Regions from separate parts of the Homo sapiens genome. Here region 1 is linked to region 2. Evidence: chromatin contacts called from ENCODE Hi-C or POLR2A ChIA-PET data. All regions are on one chromosome and are shown on one strand. The core of a region is the stretch at or near the end of the contact, and the rest is flanking DNA. Distances in the headings are between cores, read along the strand shown. Region 1 overlaps LOC107984788 (a long non-coding RNA gene). Region 2 overlaps PCAT29 (prostate cancer associated transcript 29).

Region 1 (7,376 bases), core at 3,848-6,347, 91 kb after region 2:
GAGACTTCTGGAGTCCTCCATGCATCACAGGAATTGAGGAAGACTCTGGCATTCTGTCATCTGCTGTGTTGGTTTAAATGCCCCAGCCCAGTTGCCTCATCTTTTAAAAAGGATAATAATTAGCACCAATGTCACAAGGCCAATGTGAGAGTTTATATTTGCAAAGCACTTAGAATGACATCTGTCACATAGTAATGCAATATCGGTATTTGTTAAAATACATTATGTAATGATGTGAAGGTGAAATAGTAGTAGGCTAGAAATGTGTCACTTTAAACTTTAAAAGCTATGGCAAGTTCATCATCTCCCATTGGTCATGTATACCTAGACACTCCCAAATGGACCTTCCTAAAAGCACTTCAACTTGTGATGCCAGTGCAAGTCTGGCCACATTGATTCCTGCTGAACATAGGTTAGTGATTCCTCCTTGCTCTGTGGAAGAGGTCAGGGTTCTATTCTCAGGCCACTAGGATCTGCTCTGCTGTCCCCTCCAGAGTCACCTTGAACCAACCCTTCCTTCCCACTTGTCCTCCAGCTCTGGAAACTTTCTTCAGCATCCTTTCATAAACTGTGCTCCCTCTTGCTTCAAGACCTTCACCCAAGCTATTCCTTGTGTCTGCGTGGCTCCTCCTGCCACTATCTTCTCCTTCCTTTAGCCAGCTCCTGCTCACCCCTTGAATCTTGTCTGGGTTATCATTTTTTGCAAAGAAGTCTTCCCCAGACCCAAAAGAGATGATAAATCCCGTGATGCATTCTCATCCATGTTACGTTTAATTCTTACATTCAGCATGACCTGCAATTGTTTGGGTCATCCATCCATCCATCCATCCATCCAACAAATGCTTATTGAATGTCTATTGTATGCCAGGTACTTTTCTTGGCCTTAACCATATAGCAGTGAACCAAACAGACAGAACCCCCTTGCCCTGGTCTCTAGCAGTTATTTGATGTATATGTGTTACAAAGCAATCTCAAAACAGATATACCCAATTTGGGGCCCAGCTCTATCACTTCTGTTTCATAAACAATAGAATTTCTTTTCTCGTGTCCACTCTGTGCTGGGCTCCTGCAGTACAGACATAAAAGAGATAATTACCACACGTTTGTCTTTGAGAAAGTTACTTAATGCCTCTGATCCTAATTTCCTATATGAAAATTTTCTCTGCCACCTTTGAGGGGCCATGAGGATTAAATTACTGGACAGTTCTCTCTGTTCATGTAAAAGGGCTGTCGCATATGCAGTTGAACAGCAGAAGCCTCTTAAACAACCTGAGATCAACCATCAAAAACACAAGAGCAAGACTCCTAAGCAGTTCTTTGCTTACCACTATATTCCTAGTGTCTAACAGGTACCTGGAGGAAAGCAGTCTTTAATATATTATTTGTTAAGAAATAAGCCAATGAAATACTGCTACCTTCCCTAGAAAGATGATGGATTGAAGGCACAATCCTACTCCTATGAAACTCATGAAGATCTCCTCGAGCAATGGCAGGAAACAGAGCTGCTGACTAGCAGTTTCGCGGGAGGTTAAAAGAAGAGAAGCCCCACCCAGGCGGAAGGTCGCTGCGGTTTCTTTGGTGAATGATCCGTGCCCCAGCTCTCCCATTTAGACCCTAGTTAATCTGGCTACCCTTGTAACCAGGCCAGCCCTCTAGAATAACAGAGCCTGAAGTGAGGAGGTGGGAGGAACATTCATGAGTGGGTAACCCTGTGACTAATCCAGAGAAACAGTTTCAAGACTGGTGGTTCACCCCAGCCTTGTTTGTGTCTAATTTCCCCAGGGGCAAATCAGCCCCTTCATTTCACTCTGAGGTTTAGGGTTTCCCCTAGAGCTCTTGGTGAGACTCAGCCAGGATGTTTTGCATAAGTGTGGGAAGTCTTGGAGGTGGAAGTAGGAAATGGGGTGGAGAGTAAAGGTGAGACTGGATGGGGGGCACTCTGTCCATCCCCACTTCTGAAAAGCTTTGGCATAATTCAAATCAATTGTTTCTTCCCAGGCTATTTTGCAGAAGAATTAACACCAAAGGAGACAGAAGAATTGAGCCTTTTAAAACAAGTTTTTGTTTTTTTTTCCAGGAGAAAGGTGGGGAGAAAAATAAGAGCTGGAAAACACATGGCCCTAAACAGGTGAGAAGTAATAGGCCCTATCTTTTGTATCTGGGCCAGCCATAATTCTTGACAAATAGTGTGCATTTCACAAATGTTCATCAGTGAGTTGAAAGAACATGGGCTCTCAAAGCAGATCCACCTGGTTTGGGGCCTGGCTCTATCACTTCTGTTTCATAAACGGTGGCCTTTTTTTCCATGTGTCCACTCTGTGCTGGGCTCCTGCAGTACAGACACGAAGGAGGTAATTACTGCACATTTGTCTCTGAGAAAGTCACTCAAGGCCTCTGATCCTCATTTTTCCTATATGAAAATCTTCTCTGCCTCCCTTAAAGGGCCATGAGGATTACGCTGGACAGTGCTCTGTCCGTGACAAAGGGCTGTGGCATCTGCGTGCAGTTAAACAGCAGAAGCCCTCTTGAGCAACCTGCAATGGACCAGCTTGCTAGATTAATGTAGACTCTCCACACTACTCAGCTAGCACTGTGCCCATGCCTGGGATACACTAAACCCTTGAAGCTAGCAGCTCCAACTGAAGCTTCTCTCCAGTTTTCCTGGGCACATATGTTTCCATTGGTTGAGCTGTGTGTGCTTACTGAGGGCTATTTGTATTTCTTCTCAACCTGTACCTGTTACTCTGATTAAATAATGCAATCCATCATTTCATAATGCAATGAAATATGAGTGCAAAAACGTAGAGTTGTTTCTTTGCAAGCTAAAGTGAGTGCTTTGGAGAGAATCAATGCATGCTATAACGGAACAACCTCCTGGTGAATTCAGTGTAAGTGCGATAACTATAAAGGTTAGAGGAAAAAACAACAAAATAGAGTCTTTGGCATTCAGTTTTATATTCTCTTTCACTTTAAAGAAACAGAGACTACATATTGTTGGTGCTACCTCGTGGGCGTGATTTATCTGGGGAAGAATTCCAAACAGCCAACCCAGAGAATCCCCCATTTTCTATGACTGTCTTGGGAAAGTGGGTCTGACAAAGCTGAATCTCATCAGATTCAAGAGGGGGTGTTCGGTGGCTTTAATGCTTCTCCGTAAAGTGGATGGGAGAGTGTCAGGGCTAACTCAAGCCACAAAGGGTTCTGAGAACCTCAGAGCTGGGAAGGGCTTCATGTTCACTGGGCCCAGGCATCCCCTGGGGTGGGCACCTCCACCGCAGTCCCACTGCCAGGTGGCTGCCCAGGCTCCTGACTGATGCCCCAGTGACTCAACACCACTGAGACCTGGTTCGGTTTGAGTCGTATTCTGGTAAGCGTGCCTGACTCACTCTGCTCTCCCTTCTCTGTGCTCCTTGATGTACCCTCCTTTACCCCCAGGTGAAAAAGCTCCATTAACTTTGTCACAGCAGGTCCAGAAAGAAGCTAACACTGTAATATGAATTAGCTTAATATATTCTCAAGGTACCTATTTTCCCAGCAGGACAAGGCCTGCTTATCCTTTCAGATAATTCTTCATTCTTTCCTAGGGCCTTCCCATCTCTCCTAGCCCCAAGATCCAGGTCCTTCATCCAAAAGACCTACCCTAGGCCCCATTTCTGCACATTTCCGGCAAGATTCTGCCTGATCACTGCCTCAAGTTGATAGGACAAAATATTGTACCTGGGATCAATAAAAATTCTAATTCTAGCACTTTTTTTTTTTTTTTTTGAGACGGAGTTTTGCTCTTGTTGCCCAGGTTGGAGTGCGATGGCGTGATCTCGGCTCACTGCAACCTCCGCCTCCTGGGTTCAAGTGATTCTCCTGCCTCAGCCTCCCAAGTAGCTGGGATTATAGGCAGCTGCCAACATGCCTAGCTAATTTTTGTATTTTCAGTAGAGATGGGGTTTCACCATGTTGGTCAGGCTGGTCTCGAACTCCTGACCTCAGGTGATCTGCCTGCCTTGGCCTCCCAAAGTGCTGAGATTACAGACATGAGCCACTGTTCCCGGTCTAATTCTAGCACTTTCTAACTCTTAGACCTTGGCTTACATAATTAATGTTTCTAAAAGCTGTGATTTTTTTCATTTGCATAATGGAAATTGAAATAGCTCATTGTGATGGTTCTTCATTCAACATGTTTTTAAAGTCCCTACGAGGTGCTCAAGCACTCTGCTGCTGTGATACTGTGGGTACATGACTGGGAAAGCCAGAGGCCATCTGATACAGCCACAGGAATGAAGCTTTGCTGGTTGATAGATGGGATAATGCAGGGGTTGGCAAACTTTTTCTGTAAAGCGCCAGATAGTAAATATTTTAGGCTTTATTCTGCCATAGTAGTGCAAAAGCAGCCATAAACAATATATAAACAAATGGGTGTGGCTCTGTGCCAATAAAACTTCACAAAAAACAAGCAGCAGGCTTTGGCTTGTAGGAAGTAGTTTGCCTACTGCTGGGCTAAAGGTTAATGTTTGTGGATTGAGGGTCAGTTCCAGATCACTCCAAGAAGGTGGCTTCAGATGATGAACATGTGGACTTAGGCTGGCATGCTGGGAGTTCTTCAGGAGGGCCTCCAAATGCATCATTCCTCTTGCTTATGCAGAGCTGGACGGGTTAGATCTCAAGCTGGCTTAATTAACTTTCCAGGCCTTCTTCCTTAATGGCAAAGTACAAATTCAGTAGCATTCAGTGGCCCCTTATAACAGACACAGTAAGTATGACAAAGATACAACCCAGCCTACACTACTGGGATGACAGGGAAAAGTCATCCCAGCAGGGTTTAACTAGTGGTTTCCCAAACTTGAACACTCATTGAATCACTCAGGATGCTTGTTAAAAATACAGATTCCTGGACCCCTACTTTAGAATGATTATTTCAAGCTATAGAGATGACCTGGGGATTCTGGACCATTAGCATGTGGACCAGATGATTTTAAAGGAGGGAAACTCAGAGTTAGGCCCCTTTTAGCTGTGACATACAGTGGTTATCAAAAGAGTAAAGGAAGCCTGTCTGCCCTTGCTGGGCTGTGGTGGGACAGAGAATGGTGGTGGTGGGGATCGTTATCTTGTCTGCAAAGACGTGGCAGGATGTGGTTGACCTGAACTTCCTGTGAATCAAGGAACCAGAGAACAGGGGGGAGAGATTCACAGCCCGGCAGTAGGCTCAGCCCACATGCCTAGAGTGTGCTCAGTGGGTACTGGGAAATGAGAGCCTGGCCCCACCTCTTCTCCGTGACCTTGGGCAGGTCACTTCACCTCTCAGAGTGTCAGTTTCCTCATGGATACAAAGGAGATGATGATAGGTCATTTTCAAGGACACCATGAAGAATAAATAAGGTATCATTTATAAAACCTCTGTCTCCTTGATTAGTGGTAGAAAATTCTCTTTCAGTGGAATCAGTGTCCACCTCAAAACATCCAAGGGCCAAGAGTTAGGAGACCTCCTTCATGGGCGGGGTTTTACCAATGACTCAATGCTCCATCTTGGAGTAAGTGAGATCATGTTGCTGGGCCTCACTTCACTTGACTGTAGAATGGGACGTTATGCACCTGCGGTTCCCTGTTTCCTTTTCAAGGATTCTCTTGAAGGTTGGATGAGACTATGGAATGAGAAGTGTCCTGGTGCTGTCAAGGGATATGGCAAAAAAAATGTGCAAGACCATTCTTGTCAGGTGCGGGGAGAGATGTTGCTGACTTTAATAATGTACTTCTTTCCATTTGTTATTTTTACAACAAAGGAAGAAATAAAACAGGACCTCTGAAAGATTCCTTGTCATATATAGCTTTCTCCTATTGAGTTATTTTCATCTGAGTTTATCAATCAATTGAGAAACAGTCACTGGATATCAACGGTGTACCCAGCCCTGTGCTATGTGTAAGATAAGGAGGTTCAGAGGTATGCCGCTAGGTCCCTAACCATGAGAGACCCACAGTCCAGCTTAGGAGATAACAAATATGTGTTATCCAGGTATGTTAACACATGGGAAGTGAAATAGAAGTGCAGTGATGATGCTGATGATGCTGACAGTAATGATGGAAAGGATGAAGATGATGTTAATTATTCTTCATATACACCACAATTGTACAGTTTACAAAGCATGTTTAGGACGATTATCTTATCTGATATTCAAGTCTAGAAAAACCCTGATTTTACTGATGAACAAACTGAGGGTAATAACTTCTCAGAGATCAGATAGGAAGAAAGTAGCTTAGTTGGACTCCAGCTTCTTTCTTTTGGCCCCAAGAGTGCCATTATCCTCAAGACATCATAACTTTCTTCCTTTAAATTGCAACAGAACATTGCAAAATGCACATTATCGTCAGATAGTAACATGAGTAAATTAGCACATGGGAAGTGAATGTTACAAGATCTCAAAGAGCAGGCAGGTCAGGAGACTGTTGACTGCAGTGAACAGAAGAGGCTCAGTGGAGAAAGCTGTAACTGAGTTTAGCCTTGGAAGGCTGCATGGTATTTTTGAGAGGTGGAGATGGGGAGAGGGGTGACATTCTTGGCAACTGGAAATGTATAGGTAAGAAAGGAAGTGAGAAAGTTCAGGGTGTGGCAGGAAATAGCCAGACCCCAGTCTGACCACAGTGGGTTCCATATAGTGGATCTGCTGGGGAAGAGTTGGGGATGTTCTCTTCCAAAGGGCTGGAGTGGTACTCTTTACTTTAGCGTAGGTGGGATATGGCCACCATTTTCTCTTTGATATCCTTATCCCCCTCAATCCCGAGTCCATCCATAATCAAATGAAGCAGTAATCAAATCAAATAACAGTCTGTAGTCCTAGCCCAAAGACAGAGTCTGCCACTTCCGACTTTTTTCTTTAAAAAAAAAAAAAAATGTCAGAATGCTGCTGAAACAGGAACAGCATTGAGGCAACAGCAGCTCTGACTCACAAACAGCACATCAAAGCAGCAACGATAAGAAACTGGCAGTAATTGTGCGTGTGAGCAGTGTTTTCCTGATGCTCTTTGAGGCTTGGGGGCCCCTCTGGGCAGCCTGATTGTGGAAAGAAGCATGTGGTTTTCAAAAATTGGGTGACTCACCACACAGGCAGTGTTCAGAAACAAAAACAAAGTCCTGTCTGCTTTGGTTCTCAGAGCCCAGGGCTTTGGGTCACTGCACATTTCAGGACATCAGTGAGCTGAGATTCATCTATTCATTCATCCAACCATCCATACATTTGACCATCCATTTATGCATCCATCCATCCATCCATCCATCCATCCATCCATCCATCCATGCATCTGTCCGTCCACCCACCCATCCAGGCATGCATGCATGCAGGCATCCATCCATCCATCCATCCATCCATCCATCCATCCATCCATCCATCCGT
Region 2 (7,065 bases), core at 3,976-6,475:
GCAGGACCTGGGCGGATGAGCTGGATATGGGGATCTGTGAGGATAGGCAGGGCTTTCCTGGGGCGGGGAATAGAGTGGACAAAGGTGTGGTAGTGGAAGAGTCGGCATGTTGCTGGGACAGTGAGGTGTTTGCTGAGTCTGTTTTCAGGCTGCAGAATTAACTGTTCAACTTGGCTGCTTTTGCACAGCTAGATTTAGGTAACCTCTTAGGCTGCTGTCAGCCTGACTACCTTCTTTAGACTCTAAGCTCGTTGGCTGGAAGGGAAAAGACTGTTCACCTGGTCTGCCCAGGCGGTCTCACTTAATCTTCTCATTAGCTCCTAGGAGCAGATGCTCTTGCGTCCATTGTGCAGCTAAGGAAGCTGAGGACCCACTGAAGGCTGAGGGTTTGACCCATCCCTCCCACTGCCTACAGGGCTGTGGACAGAGCTAGGAGCATATGTTGTGCACTCCTGACTGGGCATCCAGGAAGAGAGAAGACTCAGATAATCCCAAGGGCATCCCCTCAAAGTCTGATGGCCCTCTGCCCCTCTTTGGGCCTGTCTTGTAGAGCAGCAGGAAGAGCTATGAAGTCAGAAGCCCAGGCCAGGACTCCAGCCCTGCCCCTTACTGGCTGGACCACCTTGGACCAGCCAATACCCTCTCTGCCTCTGTTGCCCAATCTCTAGCATGAAGGGCTGTGCTGAACAATCTCCAAGTCCCTTCAGCTCTATAAGCTGGGGCCACTAAGCTTCATTTTTTGCCTCCAGCCTGCTGAAGGCTGAGAACTTGGTTCGTGCCTGCCTCTGGCCTTCCTCAGCCATGGATTCGATGCTTCTTGGTCTCCTCTTACTCAAACACGTCAGAAGCTGAGACCTGTCTCAACATAACCTCATGCCAGGGGGTATTGTGTCAAATGGGCTCACCTGTTGGTCCCAGCCCCATTCCTTATGAGCCTTTTGAATCTGTATTCCCCACTGAAAGCAGACATTCACTCAATCAAGCATGTGATAGATGCCCTAGGGCTGTGATACTGGCAGCTGCCATTGACTGAGTGCCTACTATGTCAGACGCATTCCATATTTTGCATCTGTACACTCTTCCTGCCAGGAATGGAGTTGTTTCCCTGTTATGCTGTTGACAAACTGCAGCCCAGAAAGGTTAAGTGACTTGACTAAGCTCTCACGACTTGGAAGTGGAAGAGTGGGGATTAGAACCCAGAACTCTGTGACTTCAAAGCCTGGGCTCCTGCCGTGTGACATATCAGTGAGATGCCCATTCCTGGCTGGGCCCTAGGATCCAGAAACATCACATCAGTGACCCTGCCTGCCCACAGGGCACCCTCAGCAGCTTCTCCTCCTCAAGCCCAGGAGTCTATAATCCTGGGCTATTCCCTTTCTGGGGCCACTCCCCAGAAAGGACAGTCAGACCCCCTGGGTGGTCTTTCTGTGGCATCGAGTGGACAGGGGCCTCCCTCTCTGGCTTGGGCAGGCAGGCGTGTGCTACTGTCGTCTCTAGGCAGCCATCGGATGAATAACTGATGGTGATTAGCTAAATCATAACATTGCTCATGCCATGCATAAGTGATGAGCCAACTGGTGCCAGGCCGCGATGAGAGGCAGTGAGCACCCCCACCTCACCCCCCAGCCCGGAGAAGCCACCACCGCGCTGCCTCCCTGTGTTATCTGGCACATCAAGTGCTGCGACAATGAATATAGATTGACCTTATTATAGCAGCCGGCTGCTGGTGCCAGGCGCAGCCAGGCATACTTTGCACAAATTAAAGGTGTCAGCATGTAATTTACGGTTCATGGCAAAAAGGGGTGGTAGGGGTAGGGGAGGCACTGAGGCAGGTAGAAAGGAAGGTGGGCTGGCTGTGGGGCTGGCACCAGGAGCCCAGGCGCTAATGACAGGAGGCGCAGCCGTGGTGTCATTTTCATCCCGGTTTGCTCATTTTTAGCTATTTCTTGCTCAAGGGGGGCAGCCCCCTCTCCTGAGCCCTCCCCAACATGCTCTGTGTGCATGTGTGCGTGTGTGTATTTTTCAGCTAAATTACTGGTTTTACCTGAAGAGCGTAAAGTAGGTGTGCTAATTTACAGCTCGGCAGATAAAGCCGCAGCGTGCAGCGCTGTCTGGGAAGCCTGTGATCCGACATCATTTTACTAACACACCCGAGAGCAGCTTGACACATTGAGTCGGGCCTGTGATTAAAGTTGTAGTCTTCTTTCCCCCTCCCTCTCTCTTCTCCAACACGGAGAACAGATTAAACTCTAAGTAATAGATCTCGGTTTTCTTGCCATCCCACTGATATACACAGTACACAGTTTGACACAAAGAGTAAGTTATACATCACAAACAACAGCCTCTGCTCTTTACCGCCCAGAATTAATTTTCCATTTGCTACGCTTCCCTCCTCTCCAAGCCCATTTTCCTGTCCAGCAGGGCTCTCTCCTCTCTTGAAAAGGCAGGTGAGGAGAAGTGCAGGTCAGGCCTGGAAGAGGTGGCTCGGGACAGAGTTTAACCCTTATGGTTTAAGGATGAGGAAACAGAGACCTGGAGAGAAGCGACTTCCTGATGTCGCCCTTTGTGTCTGTGGCAGTGGTGAGGCTCAAACCTGTCTTCTGGTTGATAAGCCAGGCCCCACCTCCCATGCCCAGACAGCAGAGGCTGCCCGAGGAGCTGCTTGTTTGTTTGCCCTGCTATTCCCAGCAACCTGCCAGCAAACTGTCTCTGCTTCTCTGCTCTGCTCTGTGCCCCAGGAGGGGACCTCTAAGGGCTGCCCATGCCTCTGACCACTGCCTGGGCTTGGCCAGCGGGAGATACCAGAATGAGAAGCAACAGTGGGAGGAGAGAGGGGCTGGGCTATTTCTCCTCTGCTTCTCCCTCTGGGACGTGTGTCTCGGAAGAGCTGCCTCCCTCTGTGACTGCGCTCCTGTGGGGCGGCCCCTCCTCCACGGCCCCCACTCCTGCTGGTCTCTGGCCATGACATCCTGCCCTGCCCTGTAGATGCGGGCTGCGGACAGCTGTCAGCTGTTCTAGTCCAGGAGTCTCCCCATCCCTTTTGGATTTCCTTAACCCTGCCTAACTCAGTCACAAGCCCCTCCATCTGTGTCTCTTCATTTGAGCCACCTGGGGGGAATTCTGTTTCCTGTGGGGACCTCGAATGATACTGGGGTGGACCCATTCTTTATTGAGGACCTACGCTGGCAGCCATCTGCCTAAAGGCACACACTGGGAGGAAGGAGTCCAGACCTCCCAGGGTAGCACACATCCCTCTGGGAGGGTCCACCATTCACCCGGCTTGCTTTCCTGGCCACTGACACCCCTCCCCAGGCCCCACCGCAAGTCTTTGTACACCACCTTAGTGGAGTCTCGTGTGTGGCCCTGTGAGGCAGGGTCTGGCTAGGCCCTCTAAGGGATGTGGAAACGGAGGCCCAGGGAGGCTGGGGCTCTTCCCTAGGGTCACCCAACTTTGCACAGCAGAGTCCAGTTCCAAATGTGGGGCTAGCTGGCTCCAGTGCTGAGCAACTTCCTCTGTGCTGTGTGGGAGGTTCGTCTTGCTCATGTAGCTCACGTAGAACACACACACACACACACACACACACACGTGCACACACAGGCACAAATGACTAAATGCTTTTAAGGAGCTGTAGGAGAGTATGGGCAGGGATGCAAGGCCAGAAGTGAGGAGGGTTAGACGTGGCAGGGAGGGCTGGGTAAATCCAGGAGGGCATTTTGGAGGAGGTCAATAAGTCCTGGAGATGATTGGAAACCGCGTGGAAGCATATAGCCAGGAACTCTCTAACCGCGCCTCGGTAGACTGGTTGCACTGAATCACCAGGTTGGGTGGGGTTTAGGGGTATGCTTTAAAATTAGACTCCCAGGCCTCATCTCTAACATATAGAATCAGAATCTCTGGGGATGCAGTCCAAGAATCTGTTTTGTTTTGCTTTGATATGCAACTAGTCGTGGGAGCCACAAACTCTTCCCACTTCCCCATTTTACGTGCTGGGGAAGTATGTAAAGGAAGTAGAGAGAGGCCTAGGGACTTGCTCAGGGTCTCACAACAACCAATTCCAAAGCCAGGGCTGGCACCCAGGCCCCTTGGTTCCCAGCTCGGTGCTCATCCGACTGCTCATTCACCCTCGGGCTTCTCAGTGGGCAGGGTGGAAACACAGCTTCCTTAGATGATGGTCTCAGCCTCCTCCTCCCCCCGCCCCAGCCACCCTGCAGCCGGTTCTCAAGATGGCAAGTGGGGGGTGGATGAAGGTGGTGGCAAAGCGAGAAAGCGCCTGGAATAACACGACATTTTGAAATGTGAATCACTGGCACTTTCTGTTTTCTCCTGTTCCCCCTCTGCACCCTCCCATTCCCGCCCCCCCCCCCCCCCCGCCGACCAGGCACTCTCTGAGCTGTAGGAACGCTAGGCCTGGACATCCACCCAGCGTGTGGAACCAGCTGGGGAAGCCACCTGCGTGCAAGAGTGGGTGGAGTCTGAGATGAGAGCAGAGACTGGGGCTCTGGGCCTACTGCTGTCCCTTCTTGCTGTGTGACTTTGGGCAAGGCACTGTACCTCTCTGGACCTCAGCACTGGGATGCTCACCATAAGGCTTGTCAATACCCTTGGGCTGCCACATGGTGGGGGTGGGGGCCCTGCAGGACCTAGTCTATCCTGAATCCCTCTTCTGCCCTCCTGTCCTGACATTCCATCGCTCGTGTTCCGGTCTTTTGAACCCTGAGTAACAGGAGCCCAGGACGGTGCTGGTGGGAGGGTGCTGGGAAAGGGGGAAGCTGGGGAGGGGGCAGTTAGGGCTGCCAAGTGGAACAGGGGCCACTCAGCCGCTGAATGAGTGTCTGGACTCCCACCCCCAGACACTTCCTCCACATTCCCTCAACTCAGGAGCTAATGATTCAAAAACAGAGGTCAGCTCCTGGCTCCATGTTGACATGCAGGTACAGGGCAGAGCAAGCCAATGGTACCCTGGACCTCAGGGGGCTTGTGCCCTCTGTGGTGTGAAAGGTCACTGGGCATTTCTTAAGTGCCTCCAGCGCCAGGGCTTCTCCTCAGGCACCAAGGAGTGAGTTGGCTCTGTGTGTGTTTGTGTCCCCATCCCCAGATCAGGCCTGACTCACCCCGTGTCCCCACAGTCCAACACAGTGCTGGGTGCACAGCAGGGGCCCCAGGGACATCCCTGCATGGAATTTGTGCTGCCTGGCCAGGACCTCGTCAGCCTCAGCAGGCAGGAGCCTTGGTCCCAAGAGGATTGCCTTTGGGCAAGGCTTTTTTTCAGGCCCTCAGTGACCACATTTCTAAAATTGTGGTAGTGGCCAGTTTCATAGGCTGAGGAGCTCTTTCTGCTCTCCCTCGCCACAGGGTCCCTCTGCCTCAGCAGGAGAGCAGGCCAGAGTGCAGAGTCTGAGTGTGAGGCAGATGTGCATACGCAGGAACTCAGACAGGGCTGGCACATGGCAGCTGCTCAGTTATCGTCTATGAGGGGAAGAAAGGAGGAGGAGGGAAGAGGCAGAAAGAGGGTGAGGCTGGTGTGTGCAGCCCCATCAGCTGGCTCTGTGCTCATCTGATCCCTCTTGATCCCCCAGCTGGCTCCTGCCCACCCTCCTCTACTTCCTCCTGTGGCCTTTTCCCCTCCTCCTGAGAAGAAGGTGATATTGGAGGAAATGGTGGGGAGGGCACTGGAGAAAGCTCCCTAGGAAGTGGAGCTCTGTTCTAGAGACTAGGGAAATTAGGCCGTAAGTCTCCAGACCTCCCCTTCTGAGGAGCCCTCCATATAGCAGGAGGTGCTCAAAGCTGAGTGTCCCAATCCTGAACTTGGCAAACAACCTAACCCTAACACCCCACTGACGGTGTCCCAGGTGTAGACCCCTGTCTGGCTAGGAGGGACAGTGTTTAGTTTGCCACTGAGTGAGGGTGGTGGTGTGGGGTGGGGCTGTAAGAGAGAAATGCACCCCAGGAAGTGGGAAGCCAAGAGTGGGGAGAGTTCCATGCCCAGGAGCCCAGGGCCCACTTGTGGCTGCTCACGCTCACCATGTTTTGTCACCTGCCACTGGCTCCTAACCACTGATCAAAAATAGTCCTCTGCTTGCCCTTACATGTGACCGGCCTGTGGTCAGAGCACCCTACCCAGGCTGGGGTTGGGCTGCACGAGCATCCTGGCCAGCCCTGCCCCAAATGAGACAGGAAGTGCTCTGAAGTGCCTCTGTAGCTGATGGGGGCCGGGGTGGGGGGACCCTGCCAGCAGCTATCTGGGAGAGTTTGGCTTATGTTTCATAGTGTTTTCAAGGTCAGTTTCTTCCTCCTTGTTACCTGTGCCTCTTGTTTCTCTTAAAGGCCATCTGGAAAGAGGATATGGCCCAGAAGCATTTCTGTTCTCTCTCTGGACCTGAACATGGTTCCCCAAGGGTGTATTGTCTTGGCTGGCATGGTGGGTGGAGAGGGTATGGGGACAGGGTGGGCCCTAGCTTAGAATCCAAGCCACAGGGGCTTTAAACCCAAGAGAAAAAAACGTGGAGAGCTACAACCAGGCATTTTACCAATGAGGAAGCAACTTCTAGGGAGGTGAAGTGACTCACCTAGTGACTTCAAAATAAAAAATTCCCATTTCACAGATGAGGAGACAAAATCATAGAGACAAAACGTGACCTGCCTAGGGTAACACCATAGTGGCAGAACTCTGACTGGACCCAAATCTCTGGGTTCCTCGCTTCCTTCCATCCTGCTGGACAGCTCTGTGTGTGTGATCTGTTGGTAAATTAGTTATGCTTATCTCCATTTACAAATGAGGAAACTGAATCTCAGAACAATGGCGTACTTGGCAAATAATGACACCTTCAGCTCTGCTTGAGATCAGACGCAGCAAGTCCAGTGGAGGCCCAGGTCCCAGCTCCTCTAGGAAACCTGTCCTGACGATTCCAGGCCACATGGAGTCCTTCCTTCTCCAAAGTCTTACTATGCTTATTTTAAGGAATAGAAAAATAATGCTAAGAAAGAAGCAAGGAAACATTCGTACAATGCTCATGGCACGCTGAGTATTTGCCAGCACTCATGGGCGCCTAGGGACCACCTTGAGC

The links. A loop is a pair of places that touch in the nucleus more often than their neighbours do. ChIA-PET counts read pairs that join two places held with the same protein, here RNA polymerase II (POLR2A). Pooled maps may share reads with other maps.
Region 1: a loop to region 2 is called in a map of CD14-positive monocyte, with 6 times the contacts of the local background. The contact joins two enhancer-like sites. A Hi-C loop is called at or near these places in 4 of 168 maps with a recorded cell type or tissue (B cell, CD14-positive monocyte, GM12878 and 1 more), 35 of 37 single-sample maps with no recorded cell type and 13 of 50 pooled maps. POLR2A ChIA-PET finds 5 or more read pairs at or near these places in 3 of 52 experiments (activated B cell, activated T-cell and activated naive CD4-positive, alpha-beta T cell).

Annotation. Positions count from the first base shown.
Region 1 is chr15:69,754,079-69,761,454 of GRCh38, forward strand. It overlaps LOC107984788 (a long non-coding RNA gene), which reads left to right. Exons shown (of 3, transcript XR_001751592.3): 2 at 2,078-2,128. Among named protein-coding and RNA genes, the nearest start is that of LINC00593, 77 kb to the right of the region's middle. RefSeq lists an enhancer at 6,855-6,924. Within about 2 kb of position 5,098, at least 5 of the 41 ENCODE cell types and tissues checked have a DNase peak (open chromatin) inside an H3K27ac peak, as active enhancers do; they include B cell and CD14-positive monocyte, where a contact is called at or near this core.
Region 2 is chr15:69,663,091-69,670,155 of GRCh38, forward strand. The region is part of intron 1 of PCAT29 (prostate cancer associated transcript 29); the gene reads left to right. Among named protein-coding and RNA genes, the nearest start is that of PCAT29, 74 kb to the left of the region's middle. RefSeq lists enhancers at 1,970-2,585, 3,202-3,816, 3,257-3,306, 3,337-3,386, 5,895-5,974. Within about 2 kb of position 5,226, at least 9 of the 41 ENCODE cell types and tissues checked have a DNase peak (open chromatin) inside an H3K27ac peak, as active enhancers do; they include B cell and CD14-positive monocyte, where a contact is called at or near this core.